Linked DNA regions of Homo sapiens: region 1 is linked to region 2. The links are chromatin loops, found by intact Hi-C in ENCODE. Cell type or tissue: sigmoid colon. All regions are shown on one strand. Links, peaks and the distances in the headings refer to the core of each region. The heading gives the core; the rest is flanking DNA. Region 1 overlaps TLL1 (tolloid like 1). Region 2 holds the start of TLL1 (tolloid like 1).

The links. A loop is a pair of places that touch in the nucleus more often than their neighbours do. Peaks named below come from ENCODE experiments on the same cell type or tissue, not always from the same donor. Only the 100,000 strongest peaks of a DNase experiment are listed, where the experiment ranks them.
Region 1: it touches region 2 in a loop (3-fold over the local background); 3 of 110 quality-filtered maps call a loop at or near these places.

The regions. Positions count from the first base shown.
Region 1 is chr4:166,039,890-166,045,268 of GRCh38, reverse strand. TLL1 (tolloid like 1) reads right to left here. Exons shown (of 21, transcript NM_012464.5): 11 at 3,126-3,242; 12 at 1,850-1,995. Among named protein-coding and RNA genes, the nearest start is that of TLL1, 170 kb to the right of the region's middle. RefSeq lists an enhancer at 1,438-2,637. In sigmoid colon, for the core only: no CTCF peak of the experiment used is centred there; no DNase peak of the experiment used is centred there; H3K4me3 peaks cover 1,097 bases.
Region 2 is chr4:165,870,830-165,876,208 of GRCh38, reverse strand. TLL1 (tolloid like 1) reads right to left here and starts at 2,972. Exons shown (of 21, transcript NM_012464.5): 1 at 2,136-2,972. The coding sequence starts at 2,304. In sigmoid colon, for the core only: no CTCF peak of the experiment used is centred there; DNase peaks (open chromatin) are centred at 1,278 and 2,478; H3K4me3 peaks cover 3,275 bases; H3K27me3 peaks cover 2,220 bases.

The sequences.
Region 1 (5,379 bases), core at 240-5,239, 170 kb before region 2:
AAAGACAAGAGATCTACCAGATATCAAAATATGTCTAACATATAAATGAGGGAGGCAGAAACATATAGAAATAAAGTAATATGAAGATAGGACAGGAAACTAGAGACAATAAATAAAATGTACTCTCAGCCATTCTATGACATGACTTTTCCCAGGTCATAAACTGTAGTCATCACTGATTCATTCATTCAGTAAACAAGTATTTATTAAGCAACTACTGTGTGTCAGGCATGGTTCTAAGTGCCTGAGGTGCATATCTTTTCCATTTGTCCTTATGTTATCTTATTTTTGAAGACTGTCACTGCTATTGCATTGATAAATAAAAAAATAAACTACAAATCAACTAAGGTAGCAACTTCATGCATCAGTTTTCAGGCTGATGGAATGAATGCATTTTCTGACATCATGTCTATAATAGAATTCCACAAAAAAACTGAATTACATATTAAAAGACAGTTAATCTCTTAATTCTTGAAATATCACAAAACAGCAAACACAGACATTGGGTGGATAATTTTTATGAGCCTTTTTTTTGTCTAAATCATGGGTGAAATTTTTCTACTCAATTTTAATTAACTATCAACAATAAACCGGTCTATTTGAACAGTATTTGCAAACCTATTAGTCCATTAAATTAACAAAGTTCAACTGTCAATCAAATAATGGCAAAACCAGTTTCCAAAAGTACAAAAAAAAAATGGTCTGGAGCATAAAATACAACATAATGATTAAAGTAGAAAGTATATATTTTTTTGGTAACAAAAGGAAATACATCTGGGAAGTTAAATGGTACATGCAAGGGGACAGAGACAAGTACTGAAGAAATAGAATTTACAGGCTTCCAGATGAGGATGAGAGATTCTCTGGCTTTACTGGCAATCCCTGGATTCTCCTGGTGCTCCTGCTGCAGGTACAGACACACAACCATGACCACGGTCACTGCCCTCAGTAAGTAGTGTTCATAGTGCTCATTACTACCCACTGGGTAGTAGGGCTCATGACTACCTTCTGATCACTTAGTGAATTAGTCTTCCAATCAGTAAAGACTCCATCTCCAATCATGTATCTAAATTTCTAACCCTGGTTGGGACCTACCACCTGCATCTCATTGTTCTTCTCCACTTCAGCTTGGGCTCTCAATTACTAGACCAACTCTGATTTAAACATACTCTGGAGTTCCTGAGAAATTCCTCTATTTCTTGGCTTTAAATGTTTAACTCAGTCCCTTTCAACCCACAAAAATGACTCACGGGCCAGCGTGTTAGTTCTGGACCCAGACTTTGATCCAAAAATTCTGATTGGCCTTTGGTTTCTTCTGACCCGTCATCTAATAACACAACGATGCTGCTGATCTCCCTGATGAATATTTTTAACGAGGTTGAAAGCTCGTAAGAACACTTAAAATCCCTATTTTTGATATAAACAATTATCTGTGTTATGGTAAAAAAAAAAAAGGTGAAAAATGTTTTGTTCCTCTTACAAAAAAGACTTTCTACCTTTTAATCTCTTAGTTTAGAAGAGAAATAAAAGTTCTATTACTTAATGGACACTCTTGTGAAATAAGCCTGTGCATTTGTCAAAAGAAACTATTGTCAGTACTTCAAACATTCTAATTCAAATAGCACAGATAATGTAAACTCACTTTAATCTTCTTGAAAACGTCTCCAAACGAGGAAAGAAGAAAAAAAACCCTTTTGCTCTTGATGTTGCATTTTATGAGCGATCCTTTGCTTCTTTGCTGATTAAAAGGCTGACTCTCTGTTTCTTTGCTGATTTAATGAGGATTCTCTTAAATGCCATTGTCGTTTATGGAGAATATTTGCCAGGAAGATAGCCTAAAAGACTTTACCTCAAAGGACTGAAAGGTCAGCCCGACGTGGTAGCTCTCAGACACTGTTATTTTCCACACACATTCTTTCATCGGGCGATAGTCATCAGGATAATTGGGAGACTGAATCTGTCCTTCATTTTTACGTATCTCACCTCCACAGATCGCTGAAGAAAGCCAAAAAATAAACAAATAACTAAGCCTGGACATGCTATTTCATTTTCATTTTCTTCTAGGGTAACATTGAAGTTCAGCTCCTGTAGCTCAGTACATAAAGACCAGGCTATAAAAATCAAAGTTGACTGGTTGTAATGTAGCAAATATTTATGTGGTAAAAAAAACCTAGTAAAGTAACTACAAATATTAGATAATGGTCAAGGAATAAATAATTTTTAATCCTATCTTAACGAAAAGGTATTTTTTAACCTTTAAAAACCTTTAGTGGCTTTGTGAATTTATTCTCTGTGAGTTTGTTCTGTGATTCTCTGAGCTGCTTCCTTTGGTCTTTCGACCACAGGTAAAATAGCTCATCAGAAGAGGAGCCTCATCCTGAACAGAACTCACTGGGTCTCTGGCAGCGAGTTAGTGTCATGTGCGCAGCGTCCGTGACTCCCTCCAAATAATCCTCTTCACTACTAGGCAGTTAATCCTTAAAACAAAATGCTTCCGTTTACTTAAAAGTTTAAGGGAAGCAGAAATCTTCTGTCTTCAAAATTACTTAAACTGCTGTACTAGGAAGTGTCTCCTCCACCCACAACCTGGCAAGAAAGGAGCTGGTTTTAAAGCCAAGAAAGCACAATGCCAGTTTATTGTTTTAGAGAAGCATAAAACAAAGCATTTAATAAGTCCTTCCTCAAATGCTGACTCTCTTATTTAGATAAAGCATGCCTCAGAAATCGGCACAATTACTTTCTGTGCAATTTCCTCTAATAAAAAGTATTTCGGGAATACAGGGACCAAACAGACACAAAATCAGTACAAAGGAAAATGATAATTTCTTCATAATGTTTTAAAACTATCATGAAACAATTAAACTTTAAGAATTCTTGAGCCATTTGCTTTTTTCTCCACACATCCTGAACACATTTAGATATTATTACATCACTGATACTAGACAACAGGTTGTTCTTGCAATTTAAATTTACTGTTAAAATTATCTGTATGAATATTATAATACAGATTCAGAAAAATTCATAATTTTACAATATGGTCACAATGTCATTGTAATGAAATTAAGAAACGAACATTTCTGTTGAGATATAAGATGAACTACTCTCTAAAATTCAATGTGACTTACCTTCATAGACAGCTGCAAAGCCTTTTCCTACCCAATTACTGCTGCTACGAAACTCAATCCACATTCTGCTGTCTGTAGAAGTAAGAACTTCAGGCAATTTGTCCCCACAGAATCTACCTAAAAGAAATAAAAGAATAAAGAGAAACTCCTAAATAGGACTCTATATTCTACGTTCTTTTTGTACTAGTCACAAATAATATGTAAACACCGATTTGGTTCACATTTCTATTCCAAGTGATTGCAGCCACAACTGTGCCTTAAATTTACTTACTAATGGTAGATAAACAAAACAATGTCTTCATATATATTTATAAAGTATTTGACCATCAGCCTCAGAGTAGCTGACTGATGTCAGTATTGTTACCATATGTAGAAGTAAGATGGTTACTCAAAAACAATATTTGAAAAAGGTCAAATGATGCATCAAGGTGGGGAATATTATTTAATGGGGAACAGAAAAAAGGTGCAAGTCACCCTAAGAAAGTGGTTTCAAATTGTCAACCTGGCCAATAGCAGGGAAATGACTTGGTTAAGAATGTGCTCTCGGCCAGGCACAGTGGCTCACGCCTGTAATCCCAGGACTTTGGGAGGCCGAGGTGGGTGGATCATAAGGTCAAGAAATCGAGACCATCTTGGACAATATGGTGAAACCCTGTCTCTACTAAAAATACAAAAATTAGCTGGGCGTAGTGGCACGTGCCTATAGTCCCAGCTACTCGGAAGGCTGAGGCAGGAGAATCGCTTGAGTCCGAGAGGCAGAGGTTGCAGTGAGCCGAGATGGCACCACTGCACTCCAGCCTGGCGACAGAGCAAGACTCCATTTCAAAAAAAAAAAAAAAGAAAGAAAGAAAGAAAGAATGTGCTCTCAGCTCAAAGTGGAGTTCTTTATTCACCTAGGTTCAACAGCACTCCTGAGGAAAACCCCAAGGCTACTCTTGGTATCTTTTATCACTGCACACATTCCATCTCATCTATAAAGCTATAATCTGTAGATTATATCTGTTTAGGCAGAATAACAAATACTATCAGAAGACTTGAGCATAATTTCTAATTTCTTCTAATTCTGTATCCAGAAATATGAATTACAGCAAATAAATATAATACCTGTCATTCCTTCCTTCCTTATCTTTCCACAAATATTTATGCTTATGTCTGCCTCTATGCTCAAAGCTTTCACATGATCACAAAATGCTTAAATATAACAAAGCACATGCAATAATTCTACAAACATGTTATCCATTTTTGTGTCTCTGGAAATGGCATACATAGTTTTAGTGTATGAAAAATGTAGCTGACTTGCATAAAGCAAGTTCATACTAACAGCTAACAGGTGAAGACATATTGTCCTAAATTGCAAAGCAAATTAGAGGCAGATAACACAGAGCAGTGTGTTTTAAACTGTAGTGTGCATCTGAATTTCTAGGAAATCTATTAAAATGCAAACCCTAATTCAGAGGATATAGAGTGAGAGCCAAGTTTCTACAATTCTAACAGCTTTCCAGATGATTTTGATGCTACCAATCTAAGTGCTGCACTTTTTGGAGCAAGGTCTTAGAAGAAATAGTAAGGAAAGCTTTTCACACAAAAACCATGATTACACTGCCTCACTCTGGTGGTCCATTATACATTGAGCCATGTAATGCTGATGGTGCTCTAAAAAGAAGTGTCGTTCAGAATTTTAGCTCTAGATTTGTTTCTCTAATATGAGTTTAATGAAATATTTTCTTTGGCTTGTGCATACATATGTAAAAAATTGCTTCATCTAGGCTAAGAAACTAAATATGGAAGACAATGTTTTCCTCAACCTGACTTACCACATTAGTTCAATTCTTTATTTTTAAATATTTCTACAGATCTCTTGGATTTACTATGGCTGCTGTCACTTTTAATACAATTGTGCCCATTCAGTAGGTGTTAGATGTTAAAAGAGCTGTACAGTTCATCAATGCAACTGAGCAAAACTACTTCTAAAAGTAAAGAAAAAGTTACAATCTCAGAAAAAGATCAATATAGAGTAGATGCCTGCATGCTCCAAACAGCTCTCACCTTTAAGTAAAACAGAGGGCAACAGTAAACTGCCTATGCAAGTTAATAGTGTGGTCTGTGGTTAAACGTTGACAGCAGACTTTCATGAGCACCAGATCTGAGCTACAGTTTATGACACAAACTACAAATGTCTCTTCTCAGCCACAGAAAACTCTCTGAGAAGCAAAATTGTGACATCTATAATATAATAAGAGTTAATATGCTTGGC
Region 2 (5,379 bases), core at 228-5,227:
CCTAAATTCAAAAGCAGGGTAGATAATTTTAAAAGGGATTCACATTCTGTGCATACTTCTTAGCCCTCCACTTAGGCCATTCTTATTTCCCTCTCATTACACACACACATGCATGCGTGTGAACACACACACAGGTGTGCACTGGTATGCCTCTTCTCAAAAACAGAGAAGAAATAAGATTAGGGTAATAATCCATTCAACGTTGGTTTTATTGTTGCTTTATTTTCAACAGCTATATTCAAAAATAAACCAGCATCAAAGGGGAAACAAAAAGTAAATGCTATTAAAGTTTTTTTTTTTCCTTGCCTAGATGTTTATTTGCTGAGGAAACTAAACACTAATGTCTGAGGTGTGTTTCAATACACATGGTGCAAATACTTATCTGCTTGAATCTTTCACAGAACAGGGTATCAAAGTAGATGTTTTCCTAGACAATCTTTTGAAATAATGTACTTCATCTCTACCTTACCACAAACAAGAAAACGCACAATTTTCAGCAAGTTACAACATTATTCAAAAGAAATTTCTTAGCAAAAAGTACATTTAAGGAGTTGCAGAGAACAGATTCTGAATGCCCAGCCACTAGTCACCCACCACAGCAATCAGCATCTCCTTGTCCAAACCATCCGGGGTGGCCCAAGAAACTTTCAGTGGGAAAATAGATACAGTTATTAAAAGTGACAGCAGGGAATTCATCAGCAAAACTGAATTAAATCAGAATTCTGAGTTCCAGCCTAACAGGCTCCTGCTAAGCTACTCTGGCTTTTAAATAAGTACCTGCATTTAAGGATGCACCGAGAAAGATGTGATAATGTGAACACAACACACATACCCTTTTTGTCAGAACAATGGGTCATCAAAGGTAAAAATTAACTAGGGAATTTCCAGCATTTTTCTTCATTGTGTACACCTCTCCTTCCTCCAGGCCCAAGAGAGGGTGAATAATGCTTATCTAGTTATGGAAGGGAAGAAAAGCTAGTCACAGAGCAACCCCGCACGGAATCTGCAGAACCCTAGATATATTTGACTTTGTCCACTCCCTTCCTCTGCGCTTCGCTAAAGCCCACACCTCTTGGGATGGAACCTAACGTGCCTTCCGCTTACAAACCGCTCTGCTAGGTTAGCCCCAACCACCATGCAACCTTTACGAAGTTACTTGTGCGTCCACACTGAGCGCGGATCACCTCAGCCACAGCCCAATAGAGCAAGGAACCAGGAGCTCCCGAAGCCCGGACACGAGCCGCGGCCAGTGCTGGGCGCCCTCAGGCGCTGCGCTCACGTGGTAGCGGCCCCGGGCACGTGCGCCTCCGACCTTAGGCGGCGAGAGGGAAGCGCCGCCCCGCGCGCGCGAGAGGCTGGCAGCGGCGCCAGAGGCGTAGAAGGGAGGGGAAGGACCTGGGACATTCAGGGACCCTGCGAGGCAAGAAGCTGAGCTTCAGGCAGTGCCGGTCCGACTGCATTTCCCTGGGGTGTTAGCTGGAAGGAAGACACAAATTTGAATGGGGTAGCAACTTAAAAACATTTTTCTTTTCAGTTTATTTTAAATGGGCAAATGCATCAGAATCCCATCTAGAAGTGAGTTCTTCCGAGATTGTCACAATCCCTTTCTAGCCTGGAACCCACACTTGAAATTCCTGGTAAAAGAGGGAGCCAAGGTGTCTCCAGGTAGCAATGCCATCCTCCTGTATCTTTTGGGGAACCCTGCCAACTCGCTCTCGAACAAGCGCTGGGAAACCGCGCCCTGGGGGAGAGGGGAAAGAAGACGGTGTCCCTTCCATATGCATAAAGCCCGCTGAGTGTTGGAATTTAAAACCTACAGCAGCAAGCTATATTTACGACTTGTTTCGTTTTGCTGGGGGAGGGGAGAGGGATCAGAAACTCTAGGACCTTATTCCCAAACTGGGAGATGGGAGCTTGGCAGTGGATCCCACTGGCACAGAACTCTAGTCAACTGGGGCCGCAGCGGCTGCCACTTGCGGGTGGGGAAGGGAAGGAAAAGGAGGGGGAGAGAAGGAGGGGCGGCGGAGGGGCTGACGCGGGAGGGAAGGAAACAGGTGAGCTCCCACCGCCACCCATGGGAAACCCAGCGCAGCGGCCCCCGGCGCGCCACCGTCCCAACCTGGAGAGCCACTTACCGGCTTTACACGGGTCCTTGTAATCTATAGTCTCTGTTTTATCCTCTTCGTTCCCATCAAAAGTGTAATCATAATCGAGGCCAGCGCAGACCCATAGCTCCCCGTAGAAAACAATCCCCGAGGCCACCAGCCACACGAGCATCCTCGGGGAAAGCGTTCCCAACCCCATCCTCCTCCCCCGGAGGAAAAGGAGGGGACGGGACCCAGAGGTTAGGCAGCCGCGGTCCGCGCTGATGTGCGGGGCTAGGGGCACCGGTGCTCTTCTCCCCACCCGGAGGCTCCTCGGCGGGACCGGGGTGCTCAGGTGTCCGGAAACATGTGGATGCCGCCGGGACAGTAGAGAGGGCAAGCACTGCCTGTTACCCCCAGTCGCAGGGAGAAGTTGGCTAGGGGCCCACGGGTGGGCGGAGGGCAGGTAAGGAACTCTGCACTCGGAGGCGGGGAGGGCGCAGGCAAACTCGGCTCTGGCGGCGCTGGCGCTCGCAGCCTGCCAGGTCGTCCTTCTGGCTGCCGAACTTCCCGCGGCCGCGGCTCGGCGAGCGGCGCCCCGCGGGCTCAGCTGCCACCAGAGCTCGGACTCCCGCGCCGCGTCCCCGCTGCTGCCAGGACTCCGCGGCCGAGCGCGAGCCGCCGCCGCCTGAGCCCAAAGCCGCCGCCGCAGCTCCGAGAAGATGAATCCGGTCTGCACATCAGCACATCTGAATTGAAAGGGGAGACCGAGGAAGGGGGTGGGGGCCAGGCATTTCTACGCCGCGAGACCTTAAAAGCCTGCAGAAGCCAGCAAAGCAACTGACTGCAAGAGAGCAAAAGTGTGAGGATTTGGGGATGCACTGTTTGCCTTCCCCCCGCCAGCCTGTCTTTTTACCCTCTTCCTAACTTGAAAAAAAAAAATATTCGCACCATCTAACCCAATCACTTGCATCCTGCTTACTTATTCATACAATCAGGGTCAGGATCCGGACCACAGCCTCCTCTCTTGACTTCTTTTGATAGCCTTAGACAAACAAACAGACAGGAGCGCGCTGACAATTCCATTTATATTTTACCAAAGATAAAAATGAATATATTATGTATCTGTGTACGCAAACAGCAATTAATAGATGATGTACGTGTCAGTTGAGAGTGCCAGACCGGGGGTGGAGCGAAGGATCGTGATAACTTAGCTGCAAATCCATATTTCCCCTCCCCCCAAATAAACAGCGAGTGTGTATTTCTTTCCTTTGCTGCTGTTTAACCTTAGAGCAGCGCAGGAATGGAGGAAAAGTGTGCGAGTCTTCACGATTTTGGTAAGAAAATAAACAGACTACTGTTGGTCTCCTAACCAACAAAGTTTTGCTAAGAACTAAGATCCTCAGAACTGCAATTAAAAAAAAAATCCAAAATCGAGTTACAGATTGCAGCAGCAGGAAACGCTGAGACCTTGCCGATGGGCTGGCGCTATGGCTCACGTGGGCGCAGGAAGGGAAGCTGGATGGAATACTCGGGAAGCAAATTTTCTGTGACAGTTCTGGCGCCCATGAGCAGAGTTGCTCAGTATCCTTCGGCTTCAGTAATGTTTTACTTCTTCAGAGGAGAGGGTGTAAAACCTGGCAGGAGGGTCAGCGAGGTAAACCACATGTCAGCCGAGCAGACTCAAGACAAACACAGGTTGTGGGAAATTGGGGAGGAAAAAAATCAGAGGAAATCTCTGTAAAACCCCTGTTGTGAGCAATTCCGAGGTTTCCCCACATCTGCAAGTAGTTTCCAAAATAGGTGAGATGACTTCTCCCCCAACAAGCTTCCAAGGGACTGGTGATTGGGAGCTTTCCTTTTCCAACTAAATCTTTAAAACTGTCACTTTAGCAAGGACTTGTAAAAAAAAAAAAAGCCTTACATATTATTTGACTAGTGTTCCCCCTATCCAAGTTATCATCTAGAGGAATGTATGAAGGTAAACACACACACACACACACACACACACACACACACACACACACAACTTTGACAGATAAAGTCATCTTTGGTTTGGAGATTTTACTAGGTTTTATTCATGTTTGTTAGAGAAAAGTAAGAAGCCAATCTTGAAAAAGTACCAAGTATTTTCAACTTAAACTAAAAGTATAGGAAGGCTAGGTGGAACTGAACTGACCAAGTGTTCTTTGCAAAACTGGGTCTTTCTCAGAGGCCACTGCAATGATGGAGCTTCCCTTCCATAGATCTTAAGCTTTTAATGCCCAGGATACAGAGCAGAAGTAGATTTTTAAAAAGAACATGTTCAATAAGCAGGTAGAGGCGTTTGATTTTGAAATCTCTTGCTGAGTCATTCTCAAATTCTCTTACCCATCCAAAAAAAAAAAAGTTTGCATAATTAATAATAGTGTTGCCCTAGTGCAGAGCTCAACAAGAATATGTCCTGCTTAGCCCATCTGAAAGCCTAGAGAATGCATATGTCATCTAGAGGATTCCTGCTCTTGAGCTGCTGACAGTGTTCCCATTCCCTATCCCAAACCTTAAAAATGTCCCTTGTTAATCTAAATGCCTGCAAACATCTCCTTAGACTATTTTATCATGTGTAAATTTGCAAGAAGTTTTACCTGTGGTTTGCCTAAACATCACTTACTTTGCAGGAATAAATATGTTTTATTCATTTGTTCTGGGAAAAAAAGTACTGTATAGGGATAATAGCTTCATTATGTATAATGACACCTATTACTTTTAACATGTGTTTCATTATTTGGTTTTATAATTTTATGAATTTGTAGTCCAGAGAGTTAGAATGATTTTCATAGTAGAACTTCAAGTCAAAATACAGGAATGTTTCTTTACAGCTAATATACTTGCAGAGAATACCTACATCACAATACCCAGGCTTAATCCCTGATTTATTTTTAAATATTAAATCTAACTCTAGGTTGTAATAAGAAACTTCATTTTTTTAAACTAATTTTGTCTCTATAGTTGTTATGATTACAAACTAAAAATAGATTTTTCCTTGTCCATGAAAGAAACATAAATTTGCAAGAATATGTATGTGAGCAAGGAGTTGATTGCTGTGTCATAGTATAGCTGCAGACACGCAGTACGTGAATTCAATCTCCTCAGAAAGACAAAAAGGAGAAATTGATTCCCTTAGTAAGACATGTGCTGATGTTGCCCTGGCTTCTAGCTGACAAGCTCTCTTGATCACCATTGCCACCTACAACAGGACCCCATCACTCTCAGCAATAATAGGGAATGAAGCCAACCAAGAGTGCTGCAAAAGGCA